2 separate regions of the Homo sapiens genome follow, and region 1 is linked to region 2. A link is an interaction called in ENCODE POLR2A ChIA-PET data of the cell type or tissue named here. Cell type or tissue: OCI-LY7. All regions are shown on one strand. Links, peaks and the distances in the headings refer to the core of each region. The heading gives the core; the rest is flanking DNA.

Region 1 (16,036 bases), core at 8,809-11,308, 100 kb before region 2:
ACAATCACAGCCATTTTTGCAATCTATCATACCCATATTGTCCAAATACCGTTAATAATAATGTTAATGTTGTAATGTTAATCATTATAACTGTTGGTTCGTTTTTAATCCAGGATCCAAACAAGATTACACATTAAATGTAGTTGTTTTACCTCTTTAGTCTCTAAATCTATAGGAGTCTCCCTGCTTATTTGTGTTTTATGATATTTTTAAGATTCCAGATCTGTTTTCTTAACAATATCTCACAATCTGAATTTGTATAATTATTTCTACATGATTATATACAGGTTAAATATTTTGGGCAAGAATTCTAAAGCTGAGGTTGTATATTTCCCATATCATCACAAAAGGAGGCACATAATTTTAGTTTGTCCAGATCATTAGTGATGCTAAGTGGAATCACTGCCTAAAGTGGGGGCTGCCAGATTTTGTAGTCATGAAGTTGCCATTTCCTAGAGAAAGATTTGTGGGTTTTTTTGTTTTTGTTTTTTTTGGAGATGGAGTCTCGCTCTGTTGCCCAGGCTGGAGTGCAGTGGTGCATCTTGGCTCACTGCAACCTCTGCCTCCTGGGTTCAAACAATTCTGCCTCAGCCTCCCGAGTAGCTAGGATTACAGGTGTGTGCCGCCACACCCAGCTAATTTTTTGTATTTTTTTTAGTAGAGATGGGGTTTCACCGTATTGCCCAGGCTGGTCTTGAACTCCTGAGCTCAGGCAATCCACCCACCTTGGCCTCCCAAAGTGCTAGGATTACAGGCATGAGCCACTGCAACTGGCCTAGATTTGTTTTAAGTCTCGACATTTGGTGTTAGCATCCTTCCAATCACATCAACATATATTCATTAGATACCTATTGTATATCTAGTCTGATTTAGTGCTATGGGGATCTAAAAGAATGGTAAGGCGTGTTCCCTGCCTGAAGGAATATATAGTTTTCTTGAGTTACTCTTTAAAAACTGAACAAATAGTAGAGGAGTGGTGATTCTAAGTTAAAAACTAATTTTTTTTTTTTTTTTTTTGAGACAGAGTCTCACTCTGTTGCCCAGGCTGGAGTGCAGTGGTCACTGCAACCTCCACCTCCCGGGTTCAAGCGATTCTCCTGCCTCAGCCTCCTGAGTAGCTGAGATTACAGGCATGTGCCACCACACCTGTCTAATTTTTGTATTTTTACTAGAGACAGTGTTTCACCATGTTGGCCAGGCTGGTCTCACACTTCTAGCCTCAAGTGAAATCTACCCAGCTCAGCCTCCTAAAGTGCTGGGATTATAGGCATGAGCCACTGCACATGGCCTAGGTTAAAAACTTTTTAAAAAAAGTTTTAAAGTTAAAAAGTTTATAAAAACTTTTTTTTTTTTTAGCTTAATAAAGTTCACAAACTGAACACATCAGGGTAACCAGTATCCAGATTAAGAAACAGAACGTAACCAACATCTCAGTAAGACTGATTTTTCTGCAACCAATTAAGCCGACCTAGTTCCTTTCCTCTTTGGGGCCTGGTGTTCAATAGCTGCAAACAGCAGCTTCCTTGGTAGTGTATGCAGCCTGTTTCTTGTATGGGTTGCTCTAAAGGACCTTGGAGACAGCCCTTTCTAATATATGTTTATGTCTCTGACCTTGTACTGTCCCCAGTGTAGGCTCCAGACAGTGGAGGTGCCTTTGGAAAGCCTCAAGGAGCCTTGATCAGGGTTCATACTGGCCAAGTTGTCTTGTCTATCCACATCAAGCTATAGAACCAGGAGCATGTGATTGAGGCCCTCCACAGGGCCAAGTTCAAGTTCCCTGGTCACCAGAAGATCCACATCTGAAAGAAGTGGGGCGTTTCAAAGTTCGATGCAGATGATTTTTTTTTTTTTGAGACAGAGTTTCACTCTGTCTCCCAGGCTGGAGTACAGTGGTGTGATCTCAGCTCACTGCAACCTCCACCTCCTGGGTTCAAGCAATACTCCTGCCTCAGCCTCCTGAGTAGCTGGGACTACAGGCACATGCAACCACGCCCAGCTAATTTTTGTATTTTTTTGGTAGAGATGCGGTTTCACCATGCTGGCCAGGGTCGTCTCAAACTCCTGGCGTCAAGTCATTTGCCCACTTTGGCCTCCCAAAGTACTGGGATTACAGGTGTGAGCCACCGTGCCCAGCCAGTGCAGATGAATTTGAAGACGTGGTGGCTCTGGTATGAGAAGTGGCTCATCCCAGATGGCTGTGGGGTCAAATACATCTCCAGTCTGGGCAAGTGGCAGGCCCTGCATTCACGAAGGCTTCCACTGTGCTGCTCCCTCCTAATGCCCACCAATAAATCCTACTTCCTGTCCAGAAAAAGAAGATTCTGATTTTTAACTGTATAGAACTTACATCCAAATGGTGGTTGTCCTTTTCAATGCCAAGTTAGGAGTGATCCAAGAAAATCAATATTATTTTAAGTTCAAAATAGTGTTATTCAATTTTTTTTTTTTTTTTTTGAGACAGAGTTTCGCTCTTGTTGCCCAGGCTGGAGTGCCAATGGCACACTCTCGGCTCACTGCAACCTCCGCCTCCCAGGTTCAAGCAATTCTCCTGCCTCAGCCTCCTGAGTAGCTGGAATTACAGGTGTCCACCGCCACACCCAGCTAATTTTGTATTTTTAGTAGAGATGGGCTTTCTCCATGTTGGTCAGGCTAGTCTCGAACTCCTGACCTCATCAGGTGATCCACCCAACTCGGCCTCCCAAAGTGCTGGGATTACAGGCCCGAGCCACTGCACCCAGCCCAAAATAGTGTTATTCAATGTGATCACTCTCTGTACTGTATTCAAGGTTGATTCAGAGTAACTTTTCACCATGTCCATTTGTCAAAATCTCTTTTCTTTCATTTCTGTCTTAGAGCAGAAGGTGACTTATTTCCCAAGGGTAGCCTTTCACTTGTGTGTTGTATCCTATTCCCTCTTGACGTGCTGGAGTCTGGTCCTCCTGTTTCTTTCTTACATCTTCTCCATGTATCTTCTGTCTTCAACTTTTCCTTTTCTTTTGGCTCCTGCTCCTCACCTTATACTCTTATTAACAGTCTTGCTGCTTCTCCTCATCAGACTACTTACTTTTCTTACCCTTTCCCTCCTTTTACTGCCAAACTTTTTAAAAGACTGCCTCCTCTTCCTCTTTAACCCATTCATCCAGTTGCCCTTTGAAACTTGGTTTCTTTCCCCACAGTTCCAGAGAAGTCCATTGACAAACTCCTACTTATTAAGTCGGCCATTTTTTCAGCCTTTTTTCTTTTTGATTTCTGCTTCCTGTGGAAGTCTTACTCATCTTTTCTTTGAGACCGCCTCCTTTCTCAGCTTCCATTGTTGTGTGCTCTTGGTTATCTGCCTACTGCTCAGAGCTCTCCTCTAAGAGTTTTGACTTCCCCAAGAATTTTGACTTCCCCAGGCTGGAGTACAGTGGCGTGATCTCGGCTAGCTGAAGCCTCAACATTCCAGGCTCAAGTGATCCTCCCACCTCAGCCTCCCAAGTAGCTGGGAACACAGACACACGCCACCACAGCCGACTAATTTTTGTATTTTTTGAAGAGATGGAGTTTTGCCATGTTGCCCAGGCTGGTCTCAAACTCCTGAGCTCAAGTTATCTGCCTGCCTTGGCATCCCAATGTGCTGGGACTATAGTCAGGAGCCACTGCGCTTAGCTGAGAATGGCATTTCTTAGGACTTTTTATCATGGACTAAGTGTTGTTATGTTGGCAGTTTATTTGGAGTTTGAAGATTGTGGTGTTAATGGCAAACTCTCAATTAAATTGATGGACATTTTCTGTAACCCTAGCTTCTTGATGATGTGCCTAGCAGGAACTCAAGAAATATTCATTGGAATCATTCATTCATTCAGTTATTTATTTATATATTCAATAAATATTTACTAAATGACTAGTTGGTAAAATGAATTGTTTGTTAATTCAACAGTAGGTAACTTTCTTTCAAATTATCTAAATATGGTTTTCTTTGTCTTTTTCTTTCAACTTTGTCGAAGTTTGTTTTTTCCTAATTTGTGCAATTACTAATTATATGACTCTTGGATAAGTTACTTTACCTTTAGAAATCAATTTTCTGATTTTTACAATGGAATAACAATAGTGGCTACTTTCTGGGTTGTTGTAAGGATTGGATTTTTTTAAATGCACATAGCACATGCCTAGCATATAGTTATGGATCTGTAGTAATAGATGTTAGCTATTTTTCTTCTTCTTCTTTTTTTTTTTTATTTTTTTTGAGATGGAGTTTCTCTCTTGTCTCCCAGGCTGGAATGCAGTGGTGCGATCTTGGCTCACTGCAAACTCTGCCTCCCAGGTTCAAGTGATTCTCCTGCCTTAGCCTCTCAAGTAGCTGGGATTATAGGCGCCCACCACCATGCCTGGCTAATTTTTGTATTTTTAGTAGAGACAGGGTTTCACCGTGTTGGCCAGGCTGGTCTTGATCTCCCGACCTCAGGTGATCTGCCTGCCTTGGCCTCCCAAAGTGCTGGGATTACAGGTGTGCGCCACTGCACCCAGCCTCATTATTTTTCTTAATAGAATGTATCAGGCATAAGGCTTTGGTCCTCACAGTAAACATCTTGAGGTAGGCATTGCTTTCCCCCTATTTCAAAGAAATAAACTGAGATTCAGAGGATTTAAATAATTTGCCAGAGGACACAGCGCTAATCAATTGCAGATATGGGATATCCAGTTCCATAGCATATGCCTTTCACCTACACCAAAAAGCCTTTCAGCATCTTGTTTGACACTTAGAAATGAACTAGGAGTCACTTTATAGTGACTAAAATTAGCTAACGTTGATCTCATTTGCCTTCTGAGAGGTAGGACATACCAAGGGAGTTCTGCCCTGTTGGAGAAACTCCAGTCCTGAAGGTTAGATTAATTAAGATTTTATCTTAAAACCACAGAATTCCAGAGTTTAGAAGGATTTTATGTAGCATTTTCCCTATTCAATTACTGAATTCTCTCTCTAACCCTCCAGTCAAGGAGTCATCTGTTTTTTTCTTTAACCCTTCCAATGACAGAGAAGTCATCATTCACCCTCTCCCACTCCCAAGGCAGCTTATTTCACTCTGACCACGAGACAGCCTTCCTTATGTCAGACTGAATTCCTTTCCTGTCTGTCTTCCGCACGTTGGTCCCAGTTTGGCAGTGATGGCCACATGAAGTAAGTGGAACCCCTGTTTCCTAAGGCATCCTTTCAGATTCTTGCACTTTACTCTCTATCATAACCCCCAAACACTTTATCTTCACCAGAGTAGCAGCTTCAGGCCTTTAATTCCTAGCTTCCCCTTGAACAAACACAACTGGGGTCCACTTTTTTTTTCTTCTTAGTGTGATATAGTTGGCTATCTCACGAGCATTTTGCTTCTCCTCCAGTCTCTCTTAATACGTGGTACCACTCTCTACCCAGTTGTTCAAGCTAGAAACCCAGGAGTTTGTTCCCTTCACCATTCACATACCATTCATCAGCAAGTATTTTCATTATTTTTTAAAAAATTCATTCGGCTGGGTCCAGTGGCTCACACCTGTAATCCCAGCACTTTGGGAGGCCGAGGTGAGTGGATCACGTGAGGTCAGGAGTTCAAGACCAGTCCGGCCAACATGGCGAAACCCTGTCTCTACTAAAAATACAAAAATTAGCCAGGCATGGTGGTGGGCGCCTGTAATCCCAGCTACTAGGGAGGCTGAGGCAGGAGAATTGCTTGAACCCTGGAGGCAGAGGTTGCAGTGAGCCGAGATCACACCACTGTAGTCCAGCCTGGGTGACAGAATAAGACTTTGTCTCAAAAAAAAAATTCGTTTGTCTTTTTATTTTTTAAAATTGTAATTAAATTTCAAAGTTTTTATTTATTTATTTTTTAAAAAAACACTTAGTATCACCTCAAGTATTTTCTTTGTTATTCCCAAATATAAAATCCTCTCCCCTACCATTATCTTGGTCCAGGCCACCATTATCTCTCCCCTATTCTTAAGTCTTGCCCACTCCCTACACTCACTTCTCCACACAGCAACCAGAATTATCTCTTTAAAGCGCAAGTCAGATTACACTATTTCCCTGATTAAAACTCTTCTTTGATCTCCCATTGCCCTTTGGACAAAATTCAAAGTGTTTTCCATGGTCAACGAGGCCCTGTGTCATCTCAACCGTTCTTTTTTCCCTGTTGCTCACCCAGCCTTGGTCCCTGTTCTCCTTTATGTTCCTTGGACACGCCAAGCCTTTTCTGGTAGCTAACCCTTGCACTTCTTGTATCTATTGCCTGCGCTCTTTTCCTAGCTTTGCAAATGCCTGGCTTATTCTCATCTTTCAGGTCTCAGCTCACATCTCACTTTCTCAGAGAGGCCTGATCCCATCAGTCCTCTGAGGCCTCATCTCATCATTCTGTAATTATCTATCTGCATTGTCATCTATCCTCATGAGAACAGTAGTTCTTTGGTAACTGGACCTACCTTATGTTAACAGTTGTATCCTCTGTAGGTGTCACAGTAGCTGGCTCATAGAAAGTGCTCAATAACTATCTGAGGAATAAATGAATGGACTCATAATTGACTGAAAGGGTGTTGAAGTTGTATTAAAAATGAATTTGAGGCCAGGCCTGGTGGCTCATGCCTGTAATCCCAGCACTTTGGGAGGCCGAGGCAGGAAGATCACTTGAGGTCAGGAGTTCGAGACCAGCTCTGGCCAACATAATAAAACCTTGTCTCCATTAAAAATACAAAAATTAGCTGGGCATGGTGGTGCCTGCCTGTATTCCCAACTACTGTGGAGGCTGAAGCAGGAGAATTGTGTGAACCTGGGAGGTGGAGGTTGCAGTGAGCCAAGATCGTGCCACTGCACTCCAGCCTGGGAGGTGGAGTGAGACTCCATCTCAAAAAAAAAAAAAAAAGAATTTGAACCTGAGCTTTGCCACTTCCTGTGTGACTTTGGGCAAATTATGCTATCTTTCTGGGCTTTAGTTGCCTCATCTGTATAATAGCAGTTCTATCTACCTTACAGAATGTTGTGCGGGTCAGTTAAGATATTGGCTGTGAATGTACCCACCACAGTACCTGATACATATTAAGTATTCAGTCCACCACCAGTCAAAGCCTGGCACTTAATTCTGAACATGCATAGAAGAGTTCTATCAAGTTTCAGCCTCATTAATGGAACTGTTTGTGTGTTGTGCCTGTGTGTGTGTGATCCATAAGATGCCTGTGACTTCCCGCAAGTAACACTTGCCTGGCTGGAAAGACAGTTCTAACCCAGGGTGTCAGCTGTTGCACTGAGTGATACTCGATCTGATTACCCAGGGGTGCCAAGCACAGAGCCTTCACTGGAGAGCTGAACACAGACCCTAAAATTAAATTATCAAACCTAACATCGTGTGGCCCAGTCTGGTTGTCAAGATAGATGCTGTGTCTAGACAGTCATCTCCCTTGGGAAATCACAGTTGCTTAAAAAGGAGGCACGTGGTCTCCTGTTAAGAATACAAAACAGGCCTGTGAGCTGTTGAGGAAGAGGTTGCTGCTTGAGGTTGCATGGGCCTATGGAGCAGGGCCTGGGGAAAGAAGCTGTCTGCTTCTATACTCATGTGAGTCTCTGGATCATGGTGGTGGCCTTCTCCTTCACTCATGTCGGGACAACTGAGTCCATGGTGCATGGGAAGGTAGAGACATAGCTATCACCTTCCCCAGAGCCAGTGATACTGTGCCTCCACTGAAGATTGCTGGGAGGAATTGAAAGGCAAGTCTGGAATATGCATTACCTGCTGGGGAGGGGAGCAGAAATCTTGCTGCAACTTGCGTGCTTGGCATGATGATCTAGGTGGCTCCCTTCTGAATGCTGTTAGGATGAGTGTTTTAAGGTGAGCACTCTAGAATTAGGTAGACCTGGGTTCCAATCCTGGTGATGCAGTGACCTTGATCAAATTATTGAATGTCTGAGCCATAGTTTGCTCATTATTAAATGGAGGTAATAATGACCTGTATCTTATCTAGTTGCTGTGAGGATTAGATGATACGGTGCATGTAAAAATATTAGCTTAGTGCCTGGCACATAGCCAGTGGTCAATAAATGATCATTCTTTTTATTAGTCAGGATTTTGAGTTTAGTATTTCTTTTCCTTTCTTTTCTTTTTATTTTTTTCTGCTCTCTGTGAACAAAAAGTTTGATACTTCTGATGAGCCTCACCCACACTGAACTTTCAGTCTTGCTTCCCCTCTTGCTAACTGTGTTCCTTGGACAAGTTATGGAACCTCTCTGAGTCAATGTTCTTATCTGTTACCTGCAGTTTACAGTTCCCATCTCACAGTGAGGATGAAATGAGATCAGAGCACCTGATACATAGTAAGTGCTCAAAATACTTATTTCCTCCCACCTTGGTTCTGGAGTATCTGAAATACGGCCCCTTTAAGCTTGTTAAGATTCCTCACTAGCCTTGTATGCAGCTGTGGGCAGAGAGCTTTGGCAGAAGGAAAGACTTTTTGTTTTTTTTTAAATGACTGTTTCATAATCTGTTGGCTCAAATCTGCTGCTGCCACACCCTGTGCCTCTCAGGGTCCCTGGGTCCTGTTGCAGTTATCATATGCCTCACCTTTAACCTAAATGACTCTGCGAAGTGGCTGCTATGGAAGGATTTACTGAGTGCAAAATGGATTTTCTTCCCTGCTCTTTGGGGCAAAGCTGGCTCAGAGATTCTTAGCTGCAGGGGGAGGGGCTGGCAGGCCTGAACCGCAGTTGGACTTAGCAGCCAGGGGTTTTCTGGTTTTCATTAAAATTCTCTGGCTGTCTTTTGGGATAGCTCCATTGGATATGACTGTGCACTGGAGCCGGTTGTGCTGTTCTCTCAGCTGTACACACCCATCAAATCACAGTGCCCCTGAGGACGAGAGAAAATTGAAGGTAGGCAATAGCCTGGCTGAGGGCTCTTGCTCAGCAATCTTTGTGGTAAGTGGCCTCCGTTTATAACTGCAGAGCTTGAGTTTTGCAGTCTTAAATACAGATGGGGAGGCAGACATGGCTGAGCTGGGAATGGGTTGCAGAGAGAATCCTGTTACAGCTTGCTTTTGAGGATGGACTTGCTCTTGAGGACAGATGGAGGTTTCCTGGCAGCTGTCGAGGTCCCCAAGTGTTACATTAATGAAAATGGCCTGATCTGATTATTCTTTTTTGTTTTTGTTTGTTTGGTTTTTTTTTCATTTGATCTGATCATTCTTTGGAGGTACTTGATACCCTCATATGCCCAAGGGGCTTGAGGTTGGGTGATGCAGTTTTCTGAGGGTGACATGCTGAATTAAAGAGGATTGAGATTTTTATTTATTTATTATTGTTTTCTTAATTCCCAGTGTGGTAGCAGAGGATTCAGTTTTGAATGTTAATTTCTGGTGGCTGAAGGAATCTCACTTGAGACTGAAACTTGAGCCTGCAAACCTAGGTTCAAATCATAACTCTGTTATTAACTTGCCTTATGACCTTGGGCAAGTTACTTTCCTGGATTTCAGCTTCACAGTGTGGTTGTAGGGATTAAGTGAGATAAATTATGTAAAGCTCTTGGCATATCGAGTGTTCTCAACAAATGGGAGATGTTATTAGAAATTGGCCTAAATTTGACCTGTCACTCTAGCTTGCCAAGATATATTTTAATTCTGTAATATAAAACATTTGTTCCACATCCCTCCCAGCTTTGTGTCATTTAAGAACTTGAGGCAGGCCGGGCTCAGTGGCTGACACCTGTAATCCCAGCACTTTGGGAAGCCAAGGTGAGCAGATCACCTGAGGTCAGGAGTTCGAGACCAGCCTGACCAACATGGTGAAACCCCCGTCTCTACTAAAAATACAAAAATTAGCTGGGTGTGGTAGCATGTGCCTGTAATCCTAGCTACTCCGGAGGCTGAGGCAGGAGAATCACTTGAACCCGGAAAGCAGAGGTTGTAGTGAGCTGAGGTCATGCCGTTGCATTCCAGCCTGAGTGACAGAGCAAGACTCTGTCTCAAAAAAAAAAAAAAAAAAAAAAAAAAAGAATTTGAGGCAAACATGTTCCCTAGGGCAAGCTGAAACTCCTCTCCCTGGAAAAATACATCAAAACCATATTATTATGTTCCCCAGTGAGATGCTTAAGATGTCGGGTATTTCATATCTAGGTAACTTAGAAAAAATGGATTTTTCCTATCATTCTTGATAGATAGATTATGAGAAAGTCATTTTAATTAATATTGGGTATAAATGTTCCCTGATGTTACTCCCAAGAGAGCATGATTAAGGTTCCTATTTACCTTTAGAGTACACTCTTTTTCCATTCTTTTCTCCTTTTACTCTACTCTTCAAACCCTGTGTTCTAGCTATGGTGGACTGCTTACATAAAAATAATTAATGCGAAACATACAATGCATATGAAAGAATGTTTTAAATACATATTTACAGTTTAAAGAAGAACATAAAAATTGTGACCAGATGCAGTAGCACATGTTTGCAATTCCAGCTACTCAGGTGGCTGAGGTTGGAGGATTTCTTGAGGCCAGGAGTTCAAGACCAGCCTGGGCAAAATAGTGAGATGCTGTCTCAAAAAATAAAAGAAAGAAAATTGTGAATTTGCCATCCAATTTATCAGATGGAACATTATTTGTATCCTAGAAGCTGTTTGTCTACTCTCTGCCCTGAAATCATACCCCCTTTCCTCCTCACCAGACATAATGATTATCCTGACTTTTGTGTTCATCGTTCTCTTACTTTTCTGTACAGTTTAACCACCTGTGTTTGTATTACTAAAACAAATGTTGTTTTTTAAAAAACCAAGAAGCAAGCACAAACCTAGCAAGCTTTGTTACTGTTAGATCTAAACTCTGGGTCATAATATAGCTTTAGATTCCCAGGGGGTTTAAAAGGCTCTAATGGGGAAGTCAGTGGGCAAGGATGTGAGTGAGTCCTAGGAAATAAGGATCACTACTATTGAGACATCTGATAGGGTTGTAGTGTGGGCACACACTGGACATATGGAATATGGTCACAAAGAGTGGACGGCTCTGTCTTTTCTACTTCCAGTCTTTCTTTGGCGTCCTTTCAGCTCTCAAGGGGTAGGTCAAAGCAAAACTCTTCTGTAGGATGAAGTGAACGTCACCAACTAACCCAAACAAATAGTGTGGAGATGAGCAGGTGCTTCATCAGCACATGGTCAAGACAAATAGAGGCAGAAAAGAACCTCGACTAAGTTTACCTATGCATTTTTTGTCAGGTTAAAAAGAGAATATGCAGGCCAGGCCTGGTGGCTCACACTTGTAATCCCAGCACTTTGGGAGGCCAAGGCAGGCGGATCACCTGAAGTTGGGAGTTCGAGACCAGTCTGACCAACATGGAGAAACCCCATCTCTCCTAAAAATACAAAATTAGCCAGGTATGATGGCACATGCCTATAATCCCAGCTACTCTGGAGGCTGAGGCAGGAGAATCGCTTGAACCCGGGAAACGGAGGTTGCGGTGTGCCGAGATTGCACCATTGCACTCCAGCCTGGCCAAGAAGAGCAAAACTCCATCTCAAAAAAAAAAAAGAAAAAAAAAGAATACGCAGAACCACTTACGGAATATTCTTACCCAAATGTTGACTCCTAAAATCTCATCAAGTCTCTAGAGCTAACTTTAATATATTGGAAAGATGGGGGAAAGGATGACAAGTGGAATTACACTCTAAGGAAACAAACAGAGAAATTTAGAATGTAGAACATTCTGTCAGACAACTGACTTGGCTTCCGCAACAAGTCAATGACATGAAAAAAATAATAAAGTGACTTAAGAATTATAACCAGATGTCATGTGTGAACCTTGTTTTTATTCGGATAGTCTATGTGTTAGTTTGCTAGGCCTGCCATAACAAAATACCACACACTGGGTGGCTTAAGCAACAGAAATTAGTATTTTCACAGTTCTGGAGGCTAGGAGTCCAAGATCAAGGTGCTGGCAGGATTGGTTTCCTCTGAGGCCTCTCTCCTTGGCTTGCAGATGGCTGCCCTCTTTCCACCTCCTTGCATGGTCATTTCTCTATATATGCACACTCCCAGTGTCCTGCTACGTGTCCTATTCTCCTCTTTCTATAAGGACACCAGTTAGATTGGATTAGGGCCCACCCTAACAATCTCATTTTAACTTAATTACCTCTTTAATGGCTCTATCTCCAAATACATGAACAGTCACATTCTAAGGTACTGGGAATTAGGGCTTCAACATATGTATGAACTTGTGGGGGGACATAATTTAGTTTAATTGCAAAGAGACTTTTTTTTTTTTTTTGAGGTGGAGTCTTGCTGTGTTGCCCAGGCTGAAGTGCAATGGCACGATCTCAGCTCACTGCAACCTCTGCCTCCCGGGTTCAAGCAATTCTCCTGCCTCAGCCTCCTGAGTAGCTGGGATTACAGGTGCGTGCCACCATGCCTAGCTAACTTTTGTTTTTTAGTGGAGATGGGGTTTCACCATGTTGGCCAGGCTAGTTTCGAACTCCTAGCCTCAGGTGTTCTGCCCACTTCGGCCTCCTAAAGTGCTGGGATTATAGGGGTGAGCTACCACACGCAGCCAAAAAAAGACTTTTTTTTGAGACAGGGTCTTGCTTTGTTTCTCAGGCTGGAGTACAGTGGCATGAACACGGCTCAACATAGCCTTGACCTCCTGAGATCAAGCAGTCCTCCCACCTCAGGCTCCCAAGAAGCTGGGACTACAGGCATATACCACCACACCCAACTAATTTTTTTTTTTTTTTGAAGAGATGCGGTCTCACCATGTTACCCAGGCTGCTCTTGAACTCCTGGTCTCAAGCGATCCTCCTGCTTTGGCCTCCCAAAATGCTGGGATTATAAGCATGAGCCACCACACCTGGCATTGAAAAGACATTAAAAAAATTTTTTTAAATGGCTTTTGGGTTATAAGTGGTTTTTGGTTACATGGATAAATTCTACAGTGGTGAATTCTGAGATTTTAGTGCACCTGTCAACCAAACAGTGTACACCCTACTCAGTATGTAGTCTTTTATCCCTCACTCCCCTTGCCCACTCCTTCCCCAGGTCACAAATTTCATTATATTGCTCTGTATTGTTTTTGTGTCCTCACAGCTTAGTTCCCACTTAAGTAAGAAAACAAGGTATCTGGTTTTCCATTCCTGAGTTACTTCACTTAGAATAATGGCTTCCAGCTCAATCCAAGTTGCTGCAAAAGACATTATTCTATTCCTTTTTATGGCTGAGTAGTATTCTATGGTGGATATATACCACATTTTCTTTATCCACTCATTGGTTGATGGGCACTTAGGTCGGTTCCATATCTTTGCAATTGTGAATTGTGCTGCTACAAGTATGCATGTAGATGTGTGTAAAAAGAAATTTTTGAGATGATATCAAGGAATTACTGTTACTTTTATTCAGGTGTGATAATAATAGTATAATGTAAGAAGATGAATAATATAGAGATGAGTTCTGAGGTACATAGGAATAAAATGATATGATGTAGAATTTGTTTAAAAATATTTAAACAGCCTGGATGCTAAGGTTCATACCTGTAATCCCAGCACTTTGGGAGACTGAGGCAGGTGGTTTGCTGCATCCCAGAGGTTGAGGCTGCAGTGAGCCATGATGACACCACTGCACTCCAGCCTGGGCAACAGAGCGAGACCCTGTCTCAAAATAATAATAATAATAATAATAAAATATTTAAGCAAAGAAAAAAATAGGGGGGGAAAGGGATAGATTAAGTTAACGTGTCAAAATCTTGGTAAGTGTTGAACTTTGGTAATGGGTGTTGGGGGGTCTGCTTTTATGTATATTTGAAAACTTTATAATCATATATTTAAAATATTTGAACACAACACAAAAGAGGGTTTAATGGCAGTGGGGTTGTTGGTGATGGCTGTCTTCAATGTGTCTGTCTCTTGAGTTATACTTCTTTATTCTGGTTGGCTACTTCCTGTGGTAGTCATGTTGGCGTCCTCTGTTGCTTGTCTTTGGACTAGATCTCTTGATGTTTCTTTTATACCACTTAGTGAAGGACATCCTCCAGGAGCTTTTTTTTGTTTGTTTTTGAGAAAGGGTCTCACTCAGTTGCCCAGGCTGGAGTGCAGTGAAGTGAAACAGCTCATTGTAGCCTCGAACTCTTGGGCTCAAGTGATCCTCTCAAGTACCTGGGACCACAGGTGCATGCCACCATGCCTGGCTAACTTTTTCACTTTTTGTGGAGATAGGGTCTCGCCATGTTGGTCAGGCTGCTCCCAAACTGCTGCGCTTAAGCAATCTTGCTGTCTTAGCCTCCCAAAGTAGGAGCTTCTTATAAAACGGTGCATGGAATATGAATTTCTGGGTCTTGTATACTTTAAAGTATCTTTCTTCTATTCTCGTGCTTTATTGGTAGTTTATTTGGGTATTGCACTCTAAGTTGAAAATCATTTTCCTTCAGATTTTAAAGGCATTGCTTTATTGTCTTTTTATTGTTGCTGTAGAGAAGTTGGAAGGGTTCTGATTTCTGATTCTTTATATATAACCTATTTGTCTTTCCCTCCTCTCTGACAGTTTGTAAAATCTTCTCTTTGTCTGCAGTTTTCTGAAGTTTCACAGTGTGCTTCGTGTGCTGGGCCCTTTCAACCTGGCAACCTGCATCCTTCAGTTCTCTGAAATTTTATTGAATATATTGTTATGATTTTTCTTTTTTCTGCTCTTTCCTGGGAATTTCTCTTATTTGGATATAGGACCCCTCCTGTACTGGACCTTTAGAATATTCTTAACTTCTCTCTGCTGTTTCCATATCTTTGTCTTTTGATTTTATTCTTTAGAAGATTTCGATTTTATCATTCAATCCTTTTATTGAAGATTTAAAAAAAGTCTGCTATTATGTTGTCAATGTCTAAGAGCTCTTTTTGTTCTCTATGTTTCCTTTATATAGCATCCTATTTTTGTTTCATGGATGTAGTTTTATTTCATTTTTGTGAGAATATTAATGGTATTTCCGCCCTTGCATATTATCTGTTTCCTTCAAGTCACTTTTTTTTGTGTTTGCCATGGTCTGTATCTTTATTAGAGGCTTTCCCAAGATGTCACTCTAAAATGTGATCCTTGGCTGTGTTGCTCCTGATTAAGAGGGGGAGGAAAAAAGCTGTCAAGACCTTGACATTATGCTAAGTGAAAGAAGTCACTCACAAAAGACCACAGAGTGTAGGATTTCATTTATATGAAATGGCCAGAATGGACAAATCTATACAGACAAAAAAATAGATTAGTAGTTACTTGCGGCTGGGGAGTGGGGGGAATGCAGAGTGACTACTAATGTGTGTAGGATTTTCATTGGGGGAATGGAAAATGTTCTAAAATTGATTGTGGTGATGGTTGTACAACTCTGTAAATATGCTAAAAACCATTGAAATGTACATTTTATTTTTTTTCATTTAGTTCCTAGAGAAAATTGCATATTTTAAAAGGGTGAATTATATGGTATGTGACATAAAGCTTTTTTTAAAAAGTACTGTCAGGAAACTCTGAATACAGAATGGAGATAATTAGCTCTGAGCCTCACGGTACGGTGATCTGGATGGGCTGTTTGTTGGGCTCCCCTGATGTTACCATCTTCAGGTTTTCCCTTGGGTACATTCACCAGCAAAGAGTCTTTCACTCTTCTTCGGATGGTGGGGTTCTATCTGACTATGTTTTGGTACTCGGGAGAAGAAACATGGGAACCTTTGCACTCTACCTTCTGTAGACATAGTGCCTTATCTGTGATATGTTTCCCCCTCATCCACGCTGGATACTGCCAGGCCAAAGACACTCTTACTTTTTTTTTATGGGGAATGCTAAAGATTTACAAAAGTAGGGAGGGCAATACAGTGAATTCCCATGTACCCATCATTCAGGTTCACTAGTTTTCACTTGATGGATATTTTAGTTTGCTTTGTATCCCGCAATCCCCTTCCTCAGATTATTTCAAGCAAATGCTGGATATTTCTGTTTTGTGCTCCCCAGAGACAGGCCTTTGGAGTTTTGTTAATGAGGAGGGGGAATCTAGGTATCTAACTCCTTGAGTAGCCTTCTCTCTTGTGTTCTTTATTCT
Region 2 (16,036 bases), core at 5,044-7,543:
TTTTAGAGACAGTGTCTCACTCCGTTGCCTAGGCTGGAGTGCAGTGGTGTGGTAGCTCACAGTAACCGTGAACTCCAGTAGTGGCTCATTGTAACCATGAACTCCTGGGCTCAAGTGATCCTCCTACCTAAGCCTCCCAAGAAGCTGGGGCTACAGGTGCACACCACCATGCCCAGCTAACTTTTACAATTTTTTGTGGAGATGGGGTCTTCTTTTTTGGAGATGGGGTTTTGGAGATGGGGTTGACCAGGTTGGTCATGAACTCCTGGCTTCAGGTGATCCTCTACTTCAGCCTCCCAAAGCACTGAGATTGTAGGCATAAGCCACTGTGCCCAGCCCCTTACTATTATTGCATTACTGTTTATCTTTCCTTTAGCTCTATTAATGTTTGCTTTACATACTTGAAAGTTCTGATGTTGGGTGCATAGATATTTTTAAAGGTTATACCCTCTTGCTGAATTGACCTATTCATCATTATGTAGTGATTTTTTTTGGTCTCTTTTAACGTTCCTTGATTTGTCTTCTATTTTATCTAAGTATAGCTACTCTTGTTCTTTTTTTGGCTTTCAGTTGCATGGAATATCTTTTTCCGCCCATTCACTTTTAATCTACATATGTCTTTATAGGTGAAGTGGGTTTCCTGTAGTTAGCCCTTGTTTCTCTATCCATTCAGACACTCTATAAGAGGCACCATCATTGGGCTGAGCATGGCAGCTCAACCCTGTAATCCCGGCATGTTGGGAGGTTGAGGTGGGAGGATTACTTGAGCCCAGTAGTTCGAGAGCAGCCTGGACAACACAGGGAGACTCTGTCTTCCACAAAATATTTAAAAAATTGGCCAGGAAAGGTGGCTCATGCCTGTAATTTCAGCATTTTGGGTGGCCGAGGCAGGCAGATCACTTGAGCTCAGGAGTTCGAGACCAGCCTGGGCAACACAGCAAGACTCTGTCTCTACAAATAATAATAAAAAAAATTAGCTGGGCATGGTGGTGCACGCTTGTAGTCCCAGCTACTCAAGAGGCTGAGGTGGGAAGATTGCTTGAGCCCGGGAGGTGGAGGTTGCAGTAAGCCAGGACTGTGCCACTGCACTCCAGCCTGGATAACAGAGTGAGATCCTGCCAAAACACAAAAAACAAAACAAAAAAAGGCACTATCTTTTTAAAACAGGCAAATAAGGAGGCACAAAAGGACAATAAGGAGGGATGATAAGAAAGTACCTCTGAGGCCTGGGTGAGAGGGGATCCTGTCACAGCCCTCTACGCTTCAGGGAGACTAAGGCTTTGGAATGCCTTCCTCAAGTTTCCTTCTAAATTCTCCTCTAGCGCCTGGTAGAAGTCCACCCTGAGCCTGGACCTGGTCCCACGTGGGAGCTAGTTGCCAGAAGTGCCTCCCTCGAAATTTTCTAAGTCTCACTTTTGTGCTTGTGACAGTGCCATTTATCCCATTTGAGGTATTCTCCAACCCTCTACATCATGTTTGGTGTGTACCAAATGTCCTGAGGAGCTTGGGACTTGCGCCTATGAAATCAAACCTGGGTCATTCCCATTGGCTGAGGCAATAGTGCTTTCATAAAATAGTACAAGATTGGGCTGCCAGAATGGTGCTGACATATTTTTAGGTGACTCTCAAATTCATTTAGGTGACTCTCACAAGTTCAGGGTTGTGGCTACCAAAGGTCACCACTGGTCCTTGGGATTGAGTTCTGTGTGTAGGCCTGTGCATTGGCTCTCCCTGGTCTGTGAGGGTAGTGGCAGCTGTTATTTACCCTGTCTGCCTCCAGCCACTGACACCAGGAAGGTCACCCTTCCCCCTTCTGCAGGCCATGCCTATCTTCTCTGAGGCCTTTTAAGACTGTTGGTCCACAATGCCAGTGGGCACTTCCAATCAATGTCCTCTCATTTCCAGTTGATAGTGACACTGTGATTTCCAGATTAGGCGTTAAGCCATGCTGATGGAGGAATAGATATTCTTTGCACAAATGGAACCGCTCTTGTTGCTCCAACCACAGAGCAAGGATAGGCTCTTGCCTATCCTTCCAGGGTGCAGCCAACATTGAAAGAGATCACAGTATAGGAGTGCAGTAATTGCAGCCTAAAATGTTCAAAAGACTGCATGGTTGGGAAGCAATATTTAGTACAAATGGTAAATAGGACCAAAAAATGGATTATTATTTATTTTCCTGCACACTCTGGGTAGGACTTGCTTTTCGGTAGTCACCAGCAAAGTATAGTAACAACCTTTGAGAGATCATTGGAAACCAGTATTCACAGTAGCACAACGGATGCTGCATCACAGAGGAACTAGCATTAAACAAATGACATTAGGTAACTGCTAAGGCAAGATCTATATAGCTCAACAAAAACAGTTTCTGAAGTCATGACATTGTAAATACTAACAGCATCGTTACTCTTTTATCACAGAGGGAGGTATGAAATTAGCCAGGAATAGAACATCTGACAAAAAGAACACAGACTATTTCCTAGTCCCAAAGACTAGGAAACAGTCTAGAAAGAATTAAGAATCTTTGTATGAAATGATTGGACAATAAATATGCACCAGTTTTTTTGAGACAGGGTCGCCCAGGCTGGAATGCAGTGGCGCAATCTCAGTTCACTGCAAGCTGCACCTCTTGGGTGCACCTTAGCCTCCCAAGTAGCTGGGACTACAGGCGTGTGCCACCACACCTGGCTAATTTTTTGTAGAGATGAGGTTTTGCCATGTTGCCCAGGCTGGTCTTGAATTCCTAGACTCAAGCAAGCCTCCTGCCTCGGCCTCCCAAAGTGCTGGGATTACAGGCATAAGCTACCAGACGTGGCTTGTTTTTCTTTCCATAGGAAAAATAAAAATTCTTGAGTCTGTAGTGATAGAAGGAAAAGCAAACTAATTTACCACCACTGACTCTTTACTCTTAAAAAGGAAAAATAAAGTATATTTAACATCGAGATCCGGTGGGCAACATTTTAACCAAGCAATCTAACTTAGCATTACTAATAGTGGAACAACTTGATATTGTGTCTCCTCATGTGTTACAACATAAAGTACACAACATGAGCCATGGAATATCCCTGCCAAAACCTGAATCACATCTAGTCTTTAGGCCTAATTTTCAGGAAATGTGGGGACTGGGGTGGGGTAGAGAAACAATGTACTGATAGTATAAGGAAGCAAACATACCAGTCGAGAATGTGGGACATTCTACAGAACAGTGGTTTGAGGTTTTTTTTCCATAAAGTTACTATTATGTGAAATAAGAGGTGAGGTTCTAGAAAAAGAGACAAGCAAACACTATGGATGAACCTTGATGAAATTCTGGTTAAATAACAATTATAATTTGGGGACAAGTAGAAAAATTTGATTATGGGCTGAATATTAGATATTGGGGATTACTGTTATCTTTCCTTGGTGTGATAATGATACTGTGGCTATGTAGAGAGAAGCCTTTAAGAAAATTTGCACTGAAGAATTTAGGGGTGAAATGTCCTGTCTGCAGCTTACCTTTAAATGGTTTAGCAAAGCAAAACTGTATCTATTTAGACACACAGAAACCAAACACACACACACAAAGGCAAAATGTTTAAAATGATTGAATCTAAATGGTATGTACAGATACCGTATCATTCCGTATCATTGTGCTATTCTTTCAACTTTTTTTTTTTGAGACAGAGCCTCACTCTGTTGCCCAGGCTGGAGTGCAGTGGCAAGATCTTGACTCACTGCAACCTCCGCCTCCCAGGTTCAAGTGATTCTCGTGTCTCAGCCTCCTGAGTAGCTGGGATTACAGGCATGCATCACCATGCCTGGCTAATTTTTGTATTTTTAGTAGAGACAGGGTTTCACCGTGTTGGCCAGGCTGATCTCGAACTACTGACCTTAGGTGATTTGCCCACCTCGGCCTCCCAAAGTGTTGGGATTACAGGCATGAGCCACTGCGTCCGGCCGCTTTCAACTTTTCTGTTTGCAAATTTTCAAAATAAAAAATTGTGGAGAGGGAGAGACACAGTAGGGCAAGAAGGTGAAAATATAGGGGGAATATTTGGTATAAGACCTCAAAGATGGGTGTAATAGATCAATAGTCTAAATGGAAAGATTAGCACTTAGATGGTATTTTCTGAGACTAGAGGAAAGCAGCTGTGGGTGAGTACAGATAGACATGTGGGTAGGTATGGGTGCGAGAAGTTGAGAAAATATCAAGTGATCTCAATATTGTCCATGAAGTAGGAGGCAAGGAGAGTAGCAGTTGCTTTGTGGCATGAAGAAAGTATTGTTTTGGAATGGTTGCTGTGGGGAATGGCAAAGGAACCTGGCCAGGTATATGTGAAAGATTTCACAGGGTGCAGCAGAGCTGCTGCTAAGACTTGAGTGTCTGAAAATTGCTTTTCATTTTTGTTCCTGTTAGCACCCCAAGCTTACCTCCTATCATAGAACCTACCAGATTCTAATTACCTGATTATTCCAATAGCTCATGAGTTTGAGGGAAGGAGCTTGATTTTTATCTTCAGTTTCCAGCACTAAGCACGGCCCTTGGCATGTAGAGTAGGCATTCAGTGTATACGTATTAAATAAAATAGCAACAGTTTCACATACAACTTCTAAATAGCTTTTTTTCTTAAAACGTTTCTTCTTACCCTCAGCTCACTGATGAGTTAGCTGCTTTTCTTCCATGCTCTCATAGCAACGTAAATGTTTGTCATGCCCATTACAAACCCATATCATTGCATCTTCTGCACTGTATTGAAGTTACCTGTTTATCTGTCTTATCCAGCAGACTAACATATTTTAAGATCAGTGATCTTGTAGCTTTCTATCCCAAACTCAGCACACTCATTGGCCTATAATATAGCTGGCATTTTCTGGTCTGAGCTGAACAATTAAAAAAGACTAAGTTTTGGTTTGCAAAGTCTTTATTTCTGGATGTATATGTGATTTTAACAAACATTAATACTTTCAAAAACAATCTTAACAATATTATTAAAGTACAATAAACAGTATAAGATAAAGTGCTCAACTACCTAATCATAGTATTCTAGATAAAACCCTGGGGAAAACAATGGCTTTATATTTTAAAAGGCACAGTAGCTCCCAGCAGAGTCCTGTTTTCAATTTGCTTCTCTCCAAGTGTTCAAAATGTAAAGAATGCTTTCCGTACCCCTGAAGGCAAACATTTCCAAACAGATTTAAAAGTTCAGGAATTGGGTTCAGGTGACTTTTTATGAAAACAATTCAGGTGACCAAGCACTTCGAGTTTCACACACTGAAGGTGGGCCTTTTTCTGAAAATGGAAGGCAACATTTGACTTCTGAACAAGAATCAGGTCCAAGAATAGGGTGCAGCTGAGGTGCTGCTAAGACTTGAATGTCTGGACATTTGGAAATCCAGCCTGAACTTTTACAGTTATATTTATGAGTTTTCTTTTTCGTAACAACTGCTGCAAGCATATTCTTTAATTTCTTCTTAATTAAACCTTTATTGGTTCCTTGTCTAATATGTTTCAGTTTCTTTCTTGGTAACTCTTGTTGATCAGGGAAATGATAGGCAGCAAGGCATTTCCCTAGACCTATGCCTTGGAATCCAAGCATATCTGAAGGAAATATTTTTTGTGTGGTAGGAGGGACCCATTCATCACTATCAGTTTCATGGCACTCAGCAAAAGGGTAGTGATTGAAAACGTCTGGTTGTGAAACACCAGATACAATAGGGCTTCTGATTTTCTGGCTAGGTGTTTTTATATTTTTTGGACAGCTTGGGCTGGCTTGCTGTTTGTCATTTTCAGGGAAAATCCTTATTTTTTCATAGTTACCATCAAGATCTGAATAAAATACAGGTTTTTTGAAAGCTCTGTTTATCCCATGAATTCTTGTTTGGTGGAACCCTGAAATTGGAGTTGACTGTGAACATGGAACAAAGTCTTGACTATTTTCAAAATTATATTCTGAATCTGATTGAAAATGAGGTGTTGGAGAGCATGTTCTTGAATGCCTAGAGTCAGATAGGCTTTGCAAGGATAATTTTTGTGAAGGCTGGATGAAGTCTTCAGAAAGTGATCTCAGTGAAAAATCAGACTCTGAAGGGTGACTTTCTGCCAAAGATGTTCCCCATTTTAACAAAATATCCTGTGATTTTTTGGTAATCTCAGTTGCAATGTCCATTTCTTTAGCAATATCATCAAAGAGATCAGCAGAGGCATCATAGCTACCTTCATAACCAATAGAATAGCTCTGTGTTACGTTGTTATTGATATGTCCCCAAGGCATTTCTTTCAATGTATTTGTACTTCTATTTGGACTATTGCAAAGAGTTTCTAAAGGATATGTAAGTTTCCTGCAAATTGTAAAACTGTCATCTTGGTTCTTGGACCACCTACAATATTGTTTATTTTCTAATTTGCAAAGATCAGAGACATCATTATACTTCCTATAACACAGAGTTGTCAACTTTTCATTCATTTCTGAAACTGATATTTCTCCACATCCATTCAAATATTTGTTATTTAGACTAGAATGGTCACTCTCCCTGTGTGGTGAGATTCTGATAGTCTTCTTAAGAGTAACTATTGTTTCTAAATCTTTTGAAGATGAAGACAGAGCTGACAGGTAAGGATTCGGTAAAAAATATTCTGACATATCTCTTCCATTATGATTTACAGAGACAGCCTCTACTTTGTTATCTGGTTGTGACTCCTTTTCAACACTAGGACTTAGATTTCCTTTACAGTTGAAAAGGAAGTCATCTTTGCTACAGTTTGCTTTGACTATTACTTGTGATGATCTTAAAGCTATAGGTGGTGTATGCAGGGCTCCAGTAGTTCTCTGGGGAGTCACAGATAACCTGCTGTGGTCTGCATGAAATTTATCAATGTCATTATCTACATGATGTTTCCTACTACTGACATCTGCCTGGGTTACAGCAATCTCACTTTCAAGAACTGCCAGAAACTTGTTCAGGCTTTCAGAGAATGGCAGATCATCCCAAATTTGAGGGTCACCATCCTGGGAACTGCTGGCTGTCTCTTCAAGTCTGAGTAACGAAGGTGGACAACATGCAGATCTCTTCTGAAGGCTAGTTGGGGTATCTATACCATGATGCTGAAAACATGGTAGCTCATGCTGGGACCTATTTTTAATTTCCACTGCACTGTGGAAGGATTTTGTATTACTTGACTCAAGGGGCTCTCGCATTTCCAAAGAGAATAAATTAGAGTCATTAACTCCAATTTCATGATGACTGCTGTGAACTGCACTCAGCTCCTTAGCTTGTAAGCCAAGTTCTTTACCCAACTTTTCTGCTGTACTCTTTTTATCCATATATGAAACAAGGCTCCATGAATCCTGAATGGGATCATGGCAGCTACTGGAACCAGTGGCCTCTGCAATGGAGATGGACTTTCTGTTCTGCTGAAGAGTACCAAAGGCCTTACTTTGTTCTGAAGCTGAAAAATCATCATTATCTGTTAGTTGTGAAACAATGCAAGTGAATTCAAGTGATGGCTGCCAGAATTTTGAAAAAGTATCCTTGCTGCAGGACTTGAAAAAATCAGAAGTGCTGTCAGAAGTATATATGCTGCTGAGATCACTATTTGAGTGATCTAAAGCAAGTAAGTGATTGTTAGGTGCCTGAGAGTCACACTGAAGTTTCCTGAAATTAAAAGTCTGCAAAAGTTGATGGAAGTAGTCAATGACAGTAAAGCCTGCAATACCTGGGTCTGGTAGAACAATCTGGCAAGCCACTAGTGCTTTGGCTTTTCTTTTGTGGTCAGAGCATTGCTGTAAGAAGTTACTGGCATCTGAACCTTGTCCAGGTTGGTTTTCAAAATTCTGTGAAAGAAGCAAAGAAATTTAAGTAAGAATAAAATTGTCTTCCATTTACTTAAACATGAAACAGAAATTTAGCCAGGCACAGTGGCTCATGCCTGTAATCCCAGCACTTTGAGAGGCCGAGGCAGGCAGATCACTTGAGCCTCAAGAGTTTGAGACCAGACTGGGCAACATGGTAAAACCTCTCCTCTAAAAAAAATACCCCCACAAAAATTAGCTGGGCATGGTGGCGTGTGCCTGTAGTCTCAGCTACTCAGGAGGCTGGGGTGGGAGATCACCAGAGCCTAGGGAGGTCAAGGCTGCAGTGAGCCATGATCTTGGTACTGCAGTCCAGCCTGGGTGACAGAGTGAGATTCTGTCTCAAAAATAAAATAAAATAAACAGATTTAAAAGGTTAAAACAGATACAACTATTACCTCCATCCCCCAATTCCAATTTCGATTCTGTTAGTTTTATAGGCAAAGTAGCATATGTAAGAGAATATAAACCTTAGAGTAAAGAGCTTGTTTAAACTGATTTGAAGAAATCCTAGTTCCCGCATTTATTAATAGTGTTGAGACTTTGGACAATTTATTTAACCTGAGTCTTCTCCTTTATAAAATAAAAATAAAAATAAAAATGCAGGATTACTGTTTAGTAATAAAATGGAAAACTGCACAGTGCTTAGAAAATAGCAGTGGCTCAATAAATGGCAACTATCATAGTTCTCTTTAGCTAAGGAAAGAGAGGAGGGGAGGGGAGGGGAAAAAGGGGAGGAGGAAAAAGAAGAGAGGAGAGAAAAGGACTGTCTACGATTTTAACAAGTAAAGCTCTGTAGCCGTTGATTCTACCTTCCCTTTGGATTTTTCTCACTCTTCTGTTGTGGAGTCCTCTTTTAAAACCCTGATTCCAGTGTGGAAAAAAATGTCTCTTTGTTCCCTTTAGCATAGATGAGACAGAAAACTATTACTCCTTCAAAGTCAAAGGAGTAACTTCTTTTTTTTTTAACTTCTTCTACAGTCACTTTTATATTTAAGACCATCTTTCTTAATCTAGTTTTAGTATTCTTATCAATACTCAAGATACTTTGCCTTCAGTGTTCCATTATTCTCTTTTATAGAAGACAGAATTAAAAAGCTAGAGAATTGGTGGAAGTTTTACTATAGAATTTGAACAAAATCCGGAGGGCAAAATAAATACTAAATACCAAAAACAAATATCTAACATTTCTAAATATATAATAAATTTATATTTTTAAGCTCTGAAAGCATTTGAAGTAGGCTCCCCTGACTTTCGAAAGAGGAAGTTGTCACACATGGTGTTTTAACAGACCACCTATAGGCTATTTTTACATAGTTTAAAGTGTTTCTACAGGCCTTCACATGTACAGAACTCCTAACAACTATTTAGAAAATTCACATAATTCATTACAATGGAAATGTTAACAGATTATTAAAAAGAAAGCTAGTCTCAATTACCGTCACTCCAAAAATAAAGCTTTGTCCAACAAAGCAAGTTTCAACTGCTTTAGTTAATAGATTCTGAGTTGTATCATTGTCCAGTGTTTCTGGAATTTTATTAGGATCCTGAATGTACCTTGATTGGAAAAAAAGTAAAAAATGTGAAGCAATGAACTTTGAAATTTTACTTGCCATAAAGTCAGAGACACAATTAATTTGAAAATGCAGCATGAACCTTTTATAGAGGAAAAAAAGTGACTTTAAGAGCCAGGCAGTTTGTTCTCTCTAGTTTCTCATAGCACAGAAAAATCAACAAAACCAATTGATCAAGTGGGAGTAAAGTAGTTACCTGCCTAACCATCAGGCCCGGCAATGATTATAAGGAAAAATAAAAGTGGCAGTGGGAATAGTGGTGGCATCTCTAGCTCTTCACTTGAAAGCAGGAAAAAGTCATCCCTTTTCTCTGATAAGCCTGGTTGTGGTCCCTTTATTGTCTCAAGCACAAAAATGTGGACATAGATTTCTTGCATGTGATTAGGGGAGGAGGGCAGAAGACTGAGGGGGAAGAAAAGCTTTTTTTTTTTTTTTTGAGACAGAGTCTCGCTCTGTCTCCCAGGCTGGAGTGCAGTGGTGCAATCTTGGCTCACTACAAGCTCTGCCTCCTGGGTTCATGCCATTCTCCTGCCTCAGCCTCCCGGCGTAGCTGGGACTACAGGCGCCCACCACCATGCCCAGCTAATTTTTTGTATTTTTAGTAGAGATGGGGTTTCACCGTGTTAGCCAGGATGGTCTCCATCTCCTGACCTTGTGATCCGCCCGCCTCGGCCTCCCAAAGCGCTGGGATTACAGGCGTGAGCTACCGCGCCCGGCCAAGAAAAGCTTTAATTGCTTATTCTTATATTCTCAGGACAATGTCGTAAAAGGTCAAACTATGCAAATTAAATTGCAATACAGATAAAAAATAAAATTTCAATTTCTGAAATGCAAATATTCCCTCAAATAGATTCTTCTGCCTCAGGGGAACCTAACTGTTTCAATGCTAACCTCAATTTGGATAATTCTTCAATTTGAAATGATGTTACTTTCTTAGCCTCTATTTCTGTAACTTGGATTAGAGATTTATAACTTAATATTCTAATTACAGATTAATTACCCTAAATAAAAGGAGACTGTTTTAATATCATCATAATATGTATTCAGGAAATAAACATCTTTCTTACTTGCTTGTCTTTTAAAGGAATTGACAATCTGGGGTTGAATGATTATCTTTCTACAAAAATGCATATTGCCTTATAAACTTGTATCTTCAAATTCTAAGGGCAGTCAGGAAAAAGGATGTTTTAAGTATTCTTACCTGTGCAAACCAGTGGCAGTAAGACCAAAAAATGTATCTAAGCAACTTCCAAATACAGTAATAACAAACAATTTGTTTGATTCTGCAACTTTTAAGGAAAGTTTGTATCTGTAATTGGCATTTCCAGATTCACCAGTAGAGCCACATTTTGGACAATTAGACCTAGAAAAGTGGTGGAAAAAAGTGTGGAGATGTTCATTAAATGTTTTTCATATGATGAAAAATCCAGAACAGTAAAAATTTAAAATAACATTTTGTGTATAAATGCTCCTACACAACTCAAATTCTTCTTAAACTCTTTCAGATCAACTTATTTTAAATTTCTCTAGTCAGAATAGTTAGCGTTACTGATTTAAATTAAACAGCCCCAAGTTGATAGAAATACATACCAAATTGATGGAAAACTAAAGGAGAACTGTGCATGAAAGAGAGGACGAAAAGGCCGGGCGCGGTGGTTCACACCTGTAATCCCAGCACTTTGGGAGGCCGAGGCGGGTGGGTCACCAGGTCAGGAGATTGAGACCATCCTAGCTAACACGGTAAAACCCTGTCTCTACTAAAAATACATAAAAATTAGATGGGTGTGGTGATGGGCACCTGTAATCCCAGCTACTTGGGAGGCTGAGGCAGCAGAATGATGTGAACCCGGGAGGTGGATCTTGCAGTCAGCCAAGATCGCACCACTGCACTACAGCCTGGGGGGCAGAGTGACATTCCGTCTCAAAAAAAAAAAAAAAAAAAAAAAAAAAAAAAAAAAAAAAGAGGACAAAAAATAATCTCAAAATATTTAATACCTATTTATACACAAAGCACTTAATTGCATTTTTCTCACCATAATGAAAATTACTTTCTTTAATTCATTAGACTATGTTGATAACTTATCAGATTATAAAATTTGATATGAAAACCATGCAATTTAACTTGTTTTTTTAAGACAGTATGTAATGGTGGCTAAAGGCTTTCTAGTCAAAAAGTACACATCTACATGGCAGTGTAACTCTATTGCCATGTACTCATTGTCTGACAGTTACTAAATTCTTGAGTTCCTCATCTATGAAGTCCAGGGCTGAAGAAGGATTAAAATAGACAAATAAAGGGTCTAGTGCAAATACTGTGAAATTAGTGTTAGTCTGCTTCTCCCTCATAATTATATCAAGTATTGTGATAATTACTGTCACTTGTACTGTTAACTTCTCTTCTAGTTTGCAATGTATTATAACTCTGATTTCTATCTTTCAGGTTCTTAATGTCCACCCCTCAGTTAGGTTAACTTTATTTAACAGACAGAATAGTTTAAAAAATTTTTTTGAAATACAACAAGCACCTAAAAACATTTTATGGTAATGGCTAATACTAGAATTTTGTTTTTTCTTCAGATTGCTAAAGATCTTAAAAAAGAGTGGCAAAAGGCAAACAGAAAGCAAGGTGAAAGATGGTTGTATAAATTTGATTGTTGCCAGATGGCCACTAGGGGGAGTCTAAAATCTGTAGCTCTGAAAGTGACTCACCTTTATTAGATCTGTGCTGTTATTCTTCTGCCATACTGAGGATAGATCTATACCAACCCATTCATATAATCCTATACAAATCTGCTAGAGTTTGTGCTGTAGGTTAGCCATAGAATGAATTAAAGGTAATTGACTCACTAGGGGATAAAACTCCATTAGTACCAAACTCTAGGGAAATGAACTGTTTAAAATATATATTGGAATTTCTTTAAAGGCTATGCAATAATGCATACAGGTTTAATGTAAAATTCCTAGCAAAACTTAGACTAATATGCATTAGCATTCAGTTTACAAATGTTTTCAACATACATTATTTCATTTTTATAGGTAAAATTTACAAATGGGGAAATTAGTTTGAATTTTTATCTGAGATGACAAAGTTGGTAAATATATGACCCAAACCCAAGACTGTGAACTCGTATCATGAAGTTCTGATATTATGATATGATAACAGTGGGACCAAATGGTTAAAATAAAGAACTGCTTGCAATGACAGTATCAATAATAGCCTCAAAAAACTATGTCTATTAGTGTTCATGCATTTACATATTAAACTATATATATTTTTATAAAGTACATATGTATAATGAAGATATTTATTTATATAGTTTTCTTTAATCCTTTTAGGAACGATGCTGGATTAAAATAAATGTTAGTGTGGTGTAATACAGATTAGAGCTTCTCAAACATTAATATGTATACAAATCATCCAGAGATCTTGTTAAAATGAAGATTCTGATTCAGGAAGTCTGGGATGAGGCCCAAGATCCTGCATTTTTAATAAGCTCCCAGGTAATACTGATGCAGATGTACCTTAGGCCATACTTTGAGAAACAAGGATATAGACAACATATTCACATCACCGTCCCGATTTAACTTCTAGAGGCACCCATATTTCTAAAATGTCATTTGTTACAGAATAGCAGTTTTCAAACTTTTTGGTTTCACACTCCTTTAATACTCTTAAAAAATTATTGAGAATATCAAAGAGTTTTGTTTATGTGAATAGTATCTATTTTTTTTATTCAAAAATATTTACTTGGGCCAGGCGTGATGGCTCACACCTGTAATCCCAGCACTTTGGGAGGCTGTGGCGGGCAGACCACTCAAGCTCAGGAGTTCGAGTCCAGCCTGGGAAACATGGCAAAACTGTGTCTCTACAAAAAATACAAAAATTAACGAACGTGGTGGCATGCGCCTGTAGTCCCAGCTACTTAGGAAGCTGAGATGGGAGGATTGCTTGAGCTCAGGCGGCAGAGGTTGTGGTGAGCTGAGATTGTGCCATTGAACTCCAGTCTGGAGGTGACAGAGCCAGACCCTGTCTCAAAAAAAAAAAAAAAAATTACTTGCCAAAGATTGAATATATTCAAGGTATACAACATGGTGATTTGAAATACGTCTACACTGTATAATGATTACCATAGTCAAAATTTTTTTTTTTTTTTGAGACAGTGTCTCGCTATTGGCCAGGCTGGAGTGCAGTGGTGCAATCTTGGCTCACTGCAACCTCCACCTCTTGGGTTCAGGCGATTCTCCTGCCTCAGCCTCCCGATTAGCTGGGACTACAGGTGCCCGCCACCACACCCAGCTAATTTTTTGTATTTTTAGTAGAGGCAGGGTTTCACCGTGTTAGCCAGGATGGTCTCGATCTCCTGACCTCATGATCCGCCCACCTCGGCCTCCCAAAGTGCTGGGATTACAGGTGTGAGCCACCGCACCTGGCTACCATAGTCGAATTATTTAACACATCATCCATTACCACTCAAGCTGTACATTAGATCCATAGAACTTGTTTATCTTATATCTGTCTATATTTCTTTTTTGGTTTGTTTTCAGACAGGGTCTCATTCTGCTGCCCAGGCTGGAGGACAGTGGTGCTATCATAGCTTACTGTAACTTCAAACTCCTGGGCTCAAGAGATCCTCCTGCCTCAGCCTTCTGAGTAGCTGGGACCACAGGCACATGCCACCATATGTGGCTAATTTTAAATTTTTTTGTAGAGATGGGGGTCTCACTGTGTTGCCCTGACTAGGCTTGAACTCTTAGGCTTAAGTGATTCTCTTGTTTCGGCCTCCCAGAGTGTTGGGATTACAGGCGTGAGCCATCACACCTGGCTTCTATCTACATTTCTCATAAAACGAGAAATTAAATGAAAGTGAGAAATTAAAACTGAGAAATCAAAAAAATATTAATTCATTAAAAACAGACCCTTTACATGGTTAACACAAAAAACATACTTTTATGAAAAATAGTTATGTTTTTCAAATTTTAAAAATTAGTAAGAAGAGACCAGCATTGTTTTACATTTTGCAAATCTCTTTAATGTCTGGTTTCATAAAAAGACAGCTGGATTCTCATATCTGCTTCTCTGCTCAATCTGTTGTGATAGTACGTGTTATGTAGCCTCTGGGAAACTCCATTATGCACTCATGAGAGACTGAAAGTGAAAAGGCAAATAATGCCTTAGAATTATGAAAATAGATTTGAGTTCAAGGAGCCTCTGAAAGGATCTATCTGAAATAATAGCTGTAATTTGCTATCTTTTTTGTTTGATCCCAGTTAAAAAAATACCAAGTTTCATTTGTTTTTTTTTTATTTTTATTCATTTATTTTTTTGAGACAAGGTCTTGCTTTGTTGCCCAGGCTGGAGTGCAACGGTATGATCTTGGCTCACTGAAGCCTTGACCGCTCAGGCTCAAGCGATCCTCCCACCTCAGACTCCTGAGCAGCTGGGACTACAGGCACATGCCACGATGCCTGCCTAATTTTGTTTATTTTTGGTAGAGGATAGGTTTCACCATGTTGCCCAGGCTGGTCTCAAAATCCTGGACTCAAGCAATCCTCCCATCTTGGCCTCCCAAATGCTGGGATTGCAGGCATGAGCTACTATGCCCAGCCTCATTTGTTTATTTTTCTAGCGTACTTATATTTAGCCCAGATGTAGAAGAACTGGTGAGATAAGTAATCCTTAATGTTTTCTTAGTCTTGAAAACCTTAAAAAATCTGATGAAAGCAATGGACTCACTCTCTCCCCACAAAAAACAGATATGAACACGATATTCTACATATCTTAGGGACTGGAGGAGTCATACATACCTATAATGTATCCACAGATTCCAGCTTAAGAATATCCTGACTATATGATTATATAACATCCCTTTCCAAGTTTATAGACCCAGATTAAATACACACAAAGTAATGAGACATATTTTAAAAAACATATCTCTTAATGCTTCCACATATCACTTCCCCCACAAAGTAAGAAAACTATGATCTATATGTGTGAAATTAAATTTGACTTGCTTAAGTAAATGATATAAACTTTTTGGGTAGTTGGGAATGGGGGAGAGGATAGGTAGCCTCTGAGCGATGAGTCCTATTTTAAGATAGGAAAAGAAAGTTATTAGTGTTAGAAATGGATTTCTAGGCTAAAAGGAATTATGGGTCCCATTAGTCACCCAGAAGGGCAATTTCTATGTAGATAGCTTGTCTGGATAAATAAATCCCTTCTCCAGCTTATAATCTGGGGAGAGTACAGACATACACTATTGTGTGTGTATGTGTAGTTACTGCTTCATATGAAGGACCGAACTAACTTTGTACACATTTTTTTTTATAGATGTATGTCTATGTTTGTATATTTACATAATGAAACCCCCTTTCAAATGAAATTTAACTTGGAACACTAATATAAGGATGAGAATAGAGATCTTGTTGAAACTAACGTGGGGGCCCTAGAGTCTTACCTACTACTCAGCACTAGGTACTATTACTACTCTAATCCCATCTCCCTCCATAAGCACTTCCATGGAGCCCCAAGGCTCTGCAGAATACCTATAGATTGAAAACTACATTCAATCTACTGATCTGATCTTGGAGGTAAGAAAGTTAATTCCATAAAGCACAAAATACTTATTATGATTA

Evidence for each region. Peaks named below come from ENCODE experiments on the same cell type or tissue, not always from the same donor. Only the 100,000 strongest peaks of a DNase experiment are listed, where the experiment ranks them.
Region 1: POLR2A ChIA-PET joins it to region 2 with 6 read pairs; 2 of 35 experiments call an interaction of 5 or more read pairs at or near these places.

What each region holds. Positions count from the first base shown.
Region 1 is chr11:83,027,011-83,043,046 of GRCh38, reverse strand. All of the region lies in intron 1 of RAB30 (RAB30, member RAS oncogene family), which reads left to right. It overlaps SNORA70E (small nucleolar RNA, H/ACA box 70E), which reads left to right and starts at 1,449; the gene lies at 1,449-1,583. In OCI-LY7, for the core only: no CTCF peak of the experiment used is centred there; no DNase peak of the experiment used is centred there.
Region 2 is chr11:82,923,507-82,939,542 of GRCh38, reverse strand. DDIAS (DNA damage induced apoptosis suppressor) reads right to left here. Exons shown (of 6, transcript NM_145018.4): 4 at 10,605-10,766; 5 at 9,269-9,386; 6 at 4,884-7,811. The coding sequence ends at 5,208. Among named protein-coding and RNA genes, the nearest start is that of DDIAS, 30 kb to the right of the region's middle. RefSeq lists a silencer at 14,516-14,565. In OCI-LY7, for the core only: no CTCF peak of the experiment used is centred there; no DNase peak of the experiment used is centred there; H3K27ac peaks cover 1,105 bases.